2 separate regions of the Homo sapiens genome follow, and region 2 is linked to region 1. Evidence: chromatin contacts called from ENCODE Hi-C or POLR2A ChIA-PET data. All regions are on one chromosome and are shown on one strand. The core of a region is the stretch at or near the end of the contact, and the rest is flanking DNA. Distances in the headings are between cores, read along the strand shown.

The links. Hi-C counts contacts between places; a loop is a spot of excess contacts on that map. ChIA-PET counts read pairs that join two places held with the same protein, here RNA polymerase II (POLR2A). Pooled maps may share reads with other maps.
Region 2: a loop to region 1 is called in a pooled map, with 3 times the contacts of the local background. The contact joins the promoter of DTYMK here to the enhancer-like site in region 1. A Hi-C loop is called at or near these places in 2 of 50 pooled maps. POLR2A ChIA-PET finds 5 or more read pairs at or near these places in 3 of 52 experiments (H1, RWPE1 and naive thymus-derived CD4-positive, alpha-beta T cell).

The regions. Positions count from the first base shown.
Region 1 is chr2:241,126,566-241,129,085 of GRCh38, forward strand. It overlaps PASK (PAS domain containing serine/threonine kinase), which reads right to left. Exons shown (of 18, transcript NM_015148.4): 10 at 1-886. Among named protein-coding and RNA genes, the nearest start is that of PASK, 22 kb to the right of the region's middle. RefSeq lists enhancers at 91-260, 724-893, 1,107-1,416 and a silencer at 1,557-1,606. Within about 2 kb of position 1,251, at least 7 of the 41 ENCODE cell types and tissues checked have a DNase peak (open chromatin) inside an H3K27ac peak, as active enhancers do.
Region 2 is chr2:241,685,106-241,689,102 of GRCh38, forward strand. It overlaps DTYMK (deoxythymidylate kinase), which reads right to left and starts at 1,710. Exons shown (of 5, transcript NM_012145.4): 1 at 1,549-1,710; 2 at 664-772. The coding sequence starts at 1,678. It also overlaps a transcript of ING5 not described here. RefSeq lists silencers at 1,300-1,609, 1,657-1,919, 1,670-2,199.

The DNA.
Region 1 (2,520 bases), core at 1-2,500:
ACTGCCTACATCTGGATCGGAGCCCACTGCCAAGGAAGAGGGTGTCTCTCTGAGTTCAGACGTAGCACAGGAACAATTTGATGACGTTTGGTCTGTCTGGTCACTGAAAAAGAGTTCCTTGAGGTTCCAGGAAAACGAATTCACATCAACCTCCTGGGCCTCCACTGCTTCCAGGCCCCCAGGGAGGTCCGTGGCCAAGGCATAGCAGGCTGAGGAGCTGCCCGTGCAGCCACCGCACAGGTCTCTGCCTCCCAGATCGCAGGACGACACAGGAGCGGTGACAGCCTGGCACTCTGTCGGAACGAGTTCGGCGTGGGGGACATCCAGGGCTCCTGCAAGGCTCAACTGGGACAGCTGCTCCTTAATCAAGCAGGTCTGCAGCTCTTCTCGGTCGTTTTCCACTCCCAGCCACGGCTCATCTAGAGTAGGTGTCCCAAACGAGAGGCCTGCCATCCCAGAGGGGCTGGGGGCCAAGTCCTGGCTTCGCCACCACAAGCCCCATTCACTCCCATAGCAAGGGCAGTGCATCAGGAGGCTGCCCCCCGCCAGCTGACCCTTGGCCTGGGGCTTGGCCACGGCAGCCCCAGCCCAAAGGTCTGAACCGCTGGGACCACTGACTCCCATCCGCTCTAGCTGGGCCTTCTGACACAGGCCACACATGCCAGCATCACTGCCCCCATCCTCAGCTGGGACTGGAGCTTCAGAATCTTCGCAGGAAGCAAATGGCTTCACATCCACTGGTTCAGACCTGCTTTCTCCCAGAAGATCCTGTCCGGGGCTCTCTATTGCCACAGGTTCCTCTCTCCCCAAGGCAGTGATTTGCTGGTCCTTGGGCAGCGCCTGTTCACCGTGCACTGGCAGGCTTCCTTCTGGGACATTGTCCACCCTGGGGATAATGACATGGGTGACCATCATGTAGGGCCACAGATGAGTCAAAAGGAGAGATTGCACCGATTCTCCATTAGAACTAAGTACAAAGCATTTAATGCCACCAATTTATAACAAGAAAAAGACCAAATTTTGTGACCAAGTTAAAAAATAAAGCACTTAGTCTCAAATTTCTCCAAATTAAGTCCACATTTAGAAATGATTTTGCAGAGAATGCTACCAAAAGCCCAACAGTAAAGTACAGGAGAACTTGCCAATGCTTTGGTCAGCGCTCTCGCTTCATCTCAGGGCCCCCAAACCCCCCGTCAGCCGTGCAGCCTAGCCTCGGCCCCACCTGCAAGGGGAAGTCCGTGCTGCTGCCTTGAGGAGGTGTGAGAGGAAACGAGAGAGAGATTGGAGAGTCCCTGGTAAACTCCACAACAGTAAAAAAACAACTGATTGACTACAAACACCATCCGATTTCACAGCCGACTAGGGAAATGGCTCTCAGATTTGGGAAATGGCTCTCAGATGGGGCCCACACAGAAGGGGCCAGGGGCCAGGGGGCCGGGCGTGGTGGCTCACGCCTGTAATCCCAGCACTTTGGGAGGCCGAGGTGGGCAGATCACTTGAGGTCAGGAGGTTCGAGACCAGACTGGCCAACATGGCAAAGTCCTGTCTCTACTAAAAATACAAAAATTAGCCCGGTGAGGTGGCAGGCACCTATAATCCCAGCTACTTGGAGGCTGAGGCAGGAGAATGGTTTGAGCCTGGGAGGCAGAGGTTGCAGTGAGCTGAGATTGTACCAGCTCACTGGTGAGATGGGTGACAGAGTGAGACTCCGTCTCAAACACAAACAAAAAAAGAAGGGGACACGGGCCGAAAAAGAGAGAGGAGGCTGGTGAGGGCGGCTCCTAAGAGGTGGCACACAATGTCCTCCAGCATTCAGCACATGGTGACCCATGAGGAGGCTGCCACAGTCCAGACAGGATGATCACAGAGCCAAGGGACCCAGGCCTCCTGTCAGCCCAGCCACTGGCCTCCACATGACAGACTGACACTGGGCACCAGATGCACAGAATGTGACCGCACCACCTCACTCGGGGACAGACACACAGGTTAACATCAGCAACCTAATAAAGGTATACCAGAGGCTCAGAAAGAGGACAGGATCGGGCACAGTGGCCCACACCTGTAATCCCAGCACTGTGGGAGGCTGAGCCCAGGAGTTCGAGACCAGCCTGGGCAACATAGTGAGACCTCGTCTCTACAAAACATTTAAAAATTAGCCAGCGTGGTGACACACACCTGTAGTCTCAGCTACTTGGGAGGCTGAAGCGGGAACCTCGCTTGAGCACAGGAGTCTAGGCTGCAGTGAGCTGTGATCGCACCACTGCACTCCAGCCTGGGCAATGGCCAAGACCATCTCAAAAAAAAAAAGACGGAAGAGGAAGGATACAACCCAAGGGTGGGTTCCACAGAGAAAGGGATTGTGAGCCAAGTTCTGAGGAAAAGCAGTTTTCTGAGGGGAACTGAGGGGGAGGCTGAGGGTCTGCGTCTGCCTGCCTCTCTCCCTCCATGTCTCCCGCCTCTCTCCCTCCATGTCTCCCATCTCTCTCTCCCCTGTACCTCCCTCTCCCGCTCTCCATCCAT
Region 2 (3,997 bases), core at 460-2,959, 560 kb after region 1:
GGAGGACTGCTTGAGCCTAGGAAGTTGAGGCTGCAGTGAGCCATGATCGGGTGCCACTGCACTCCAGCCTGGGCCACAGAGCAATACCTTGTCTTAAAAATAAAAAAAAAAGGGCCAGGTACGGTGGCTCACACCTGCGTAATCCCAGAACTTTGGGAGGCCGAGGCGAGTGGATCACAAGGTCAAGAGAGACCATCCTGGCCAACATGGTGAAACCCTGTCTCTACTAAAAATACAAAAATTAAATTTAAAAATAAAGTAAATTAAAATTGCAAAAATTAGCTGAGCATGCTGGGGCGCGCCTGTAGTCCCAGCTACTCGGGAGGCTGACGCAGGAGAATCGCTTGAACCTGGGAGGCGGAGGTTGCAGTGAGCCGAGATCACACCTCTGCCTGGCGACAGAGCGGAACTCCGTCTAAAAAAACCCGAAAAACTGAAGTCTATTAGTTATGGGGTGTGGGGAGCAGGAGGACGAAACAGCATTCATTAGCGCCCTTTGGGAACTAGGGCGCTTCACCACCTCTGCCCACAGGACTGCTAAACAGAAGAACATCAGGCCCAGCACTACTGTCACTGTCATTCAGAATCGAGTGCTGCGTTCACTGAATCTCAGGAGGAAGGAAAGTGGCAAGGGCAGAGGGAGCAGTGTGCAATGGTTTTTACACTTGTTCCCAGCGATTTGCAGAAAAAAGCAGGTGCACCGAGTGATCCTCCACGTCACTTTTCTTTTGCAAGTAGGAACTCAGAAGTTTGCCGATTTCAGTTGATCTTTCTAGAAAAAAAGAGAAACACACAAAATGCAAGTGAGATCAGGCTTTCCCTCTATATTACAATATAGTTTGGACTGAATTTCTCCCGGACTCAAGTCTCACGTTGAATTTTACTTTACTAAATCTCTAGACAGGCTTGGATCTTCTGCGGAAGCCAAAGGAATTTCTCTGAGCAATAACAGCAATCTGCAAACAAGCTGGGATGAAAAATGCTTTAGGAAAAAAGAACTCGGGTAGAAAGTAGAGACTTCAAAGAAAGCATTTATAAAATTTGTGGACTGGGTGGCCAAAGATTAAGGTCAATGCTTCACTTGAAAACTTTTAAATATATGCTATAAAACCCCTGAAAGCGCGAACAGCCATCAAACAAAACACAACACCAGAAAAACCCACAAAAACGAGACATGGATTACAAAAGAGCTGGAGGAGACTTTTGGGGGAGACACCACGGTTTCGCGCGGGTTTACACGTCAGTCATCACCATACCCCGCACTTAAAGACACGCAGCGTGGACCGGGCGCGGTGGCGCGCGCCTATGTTCCCGGCTACCCGGGAGGCTGAGGCGGGAGGATCGCTTGAGCCCGGGAGGTCCAGGCTGCCGTGGGCCGAGATGGCGCCACTGCACTCCAGCCTGGGCGACACAGGGAAAGCCCGTCTTTCAAAATAAAAACCGCACAGTTCACAGCACGCCAGCCGCAGACAACGAAGCGGAGCAAAGAGCCCCTGGGAAGGCAGAGGCACCGAAGGCCGCGGCGCACCCCCCGCCGCGCGCACCCACCCGGGAACCGGAGCAGTTCGGCGCGGTGGCCCGCGGCGCACAGCGCTTCCACCAGCTTGCGGCTCTGCGTGCTCTTCCCGGCGCGGTCCACGCCCTCCAGCACTATGAGAGCCCCGCGCCGGGCCGCCATGACTGTCCACCGCCCGCCGCTGGCGTCTCCACGCAGCCTTCCGGAGCTCCCATTGGCCGGCGTCAACAGCGCGCGCCGTGATTAGCTAGTATTTCCCGGCCTCGGCCAAATTCGAAGGGATTGGCCGGGGCCGGGGCGAGGACGACGCGCGGTGGGACCGACACCCGCGCCTGCGCCCTGGGCCGCGCCGCCACTGGAGCCGTGTCCTGGGCTTCCGGGGCGGAAACTGGGGCCCCGTGTCCCGTGCGGGCCTCCGTCCTCGGGCGAGCAGGGCCCTTCGCTCCGGGAGGGGAGGTGACGCGGCGCGGGCTGGACGGCCGGAGACGCGGGGTCAGGGCGCGGACGAGGGGAGCGCAGGGTCGGAGGGGCTCCCGGACGCTGCCCGCCCAGCGTCGGCTCTCGTTGGCCCCTGGCTGCGCGCAGCGGGCCCGACTCTCAGGGCCCTGCGGTGCCCGCTGCCAGCGTGAGGGCTCCGGTCACGCGGCGCGCGAGACGAACGAGCGAGATGCTTCCCGAAGCGCGGGGCCCAGTGCAGGGGCTCAGCCGGGGCTCCTCCCAAAGCTCACCTGGAGCCCAGCACGACTGCGTTCTGGAAACGCTGTGTTTGACAGCAGGGGCAGGATGGGGGGCTGTGTAGACGCTGGCCACGTGGCAATTGTAGGAGAACCATGGGATCGATAAATGTTCACTGTTGTCCCTGAAGCGCAAAACTGCAGGGCTCTGGAAAGTCCGTGTGTGTGTTTTTGTTGTTTTTGTTTGTTTGAGACAGAGTCTCGCTCTGTCACCCAGGCTGGAGTGCGGTGGCGCGATCTCTGCTCACTGCAACCTCCGCCTCCCGGGTTCAAGCGATTCTCCTGCCTCAGCCTCCCGAGTAGCTGGGACTGCAGGCGGCCGCCACGACGCCCGGCTAATTTTTTGTATTTTTAGTAGAGACGGGGTTTCACCGTGTTAGCCAGGATGGTCTTGATCTGACCTCGTGATCTGCCCGCCTCGGCCTCCCAGAGTGCTGGGATTACAGGCGTGAGCCACCGCGCCTGGCCGAAAAGTCCGTTTTAAAAGATGATGTATACAAATTATAGCACGGAGAGGGAACGGGCAAGTTGTTTCCTCTTTCCATGCCTCCAACTCCTCTGAAATGTGGGTCATGATGATAATAGGAAAAACTGTCTCTGCCATAGAGAGGTGGAAAAAGTCCCGCGAAGTGTCCCCGGTATCTAGAAAGCGCTCAGTAGTGTTTGCTGTTATCTTAGGGATATCAGGCTGCCTGGACATTTCTCAGGTGAGACTTTTTGTTATTTTAGATATCTAAAATACTACTATCTATATGTGCCATATTGTCAGTTGTCAGCTAGACATCACTTTCTCTGCTTAGCAGAAGAAATGGTAGGAACTGCATTTCCCAGAATCATCTGTGTAGCCCTGGATTACAGTCTACCAGACGAGGCACTCTTACCTTTCGAGGCGATTATTCTTGGGAGGCACCCTCAGCCAGAAATATAGATGAAATTCAAAGCTGTTCTGTTTTCAGAACCACCTGCCTCTGATGTAGACCAAGAAATTGCTGGTAGCTTTCTAAGTGTTGAGTTTGCATTGGTTTTTTCCCCATGAGCTCTTGAGACCACCACCCACTTCAGTGCTTTGGGCTGAGGTCATTGGCAACAATTTCCCGGACTTTACTCCCAGCATTTGTGTAAGCTCGCGATTATATTATCATTGCATACCTAGAGTAGCTTTATGTTTTCCAGACTGAAGCCTCCCCAATTCAGTTTGGGGTTCTGGAAGGATATGGGTTATATTGTTATTACCAGTTATGCCCTTTCTTCCTTTTTAATTTACTTTTATTGCTTTTATTTTATTTGAGACGGAGTCCTGCTCTGTCCCCCAGGCTGGAGTGCAGTGGCGCGATCTCAGCTCACTGCACCCTCCACCTCCCGGGTTCAAGCTATTCTCCTGCCTCAGCCTCCTGAGTAGCTGGGATTACAGGCGCCCACCACCACGCCCGGCTAATTTTTGTATTTTTATTTTATTTTTTTGAGATGGAGTCTTGCTCTGTTGCCCAGGCTGGAGTGCAGTGGCGCAATCTTGGCTCACTGCAAGCTCCACCTCCCGAGTTCATCCCATTCTCCTGCCTCAGCCTCCCCACTAGCTGGGACTACAGGTGCCCACCATCATGCCCGGCTAATTTTTTTTGTATTTTTTAGTAGAGACGGGGTTTCACCGTGTTAGCCAGGATGGTCTCGATCTCCTGACCTCATGATCCGCCCATCTCAGCCTCCCAAAGTGCTGAGATTACAGGCGTGAGCCACTGCGCCCGGCCAA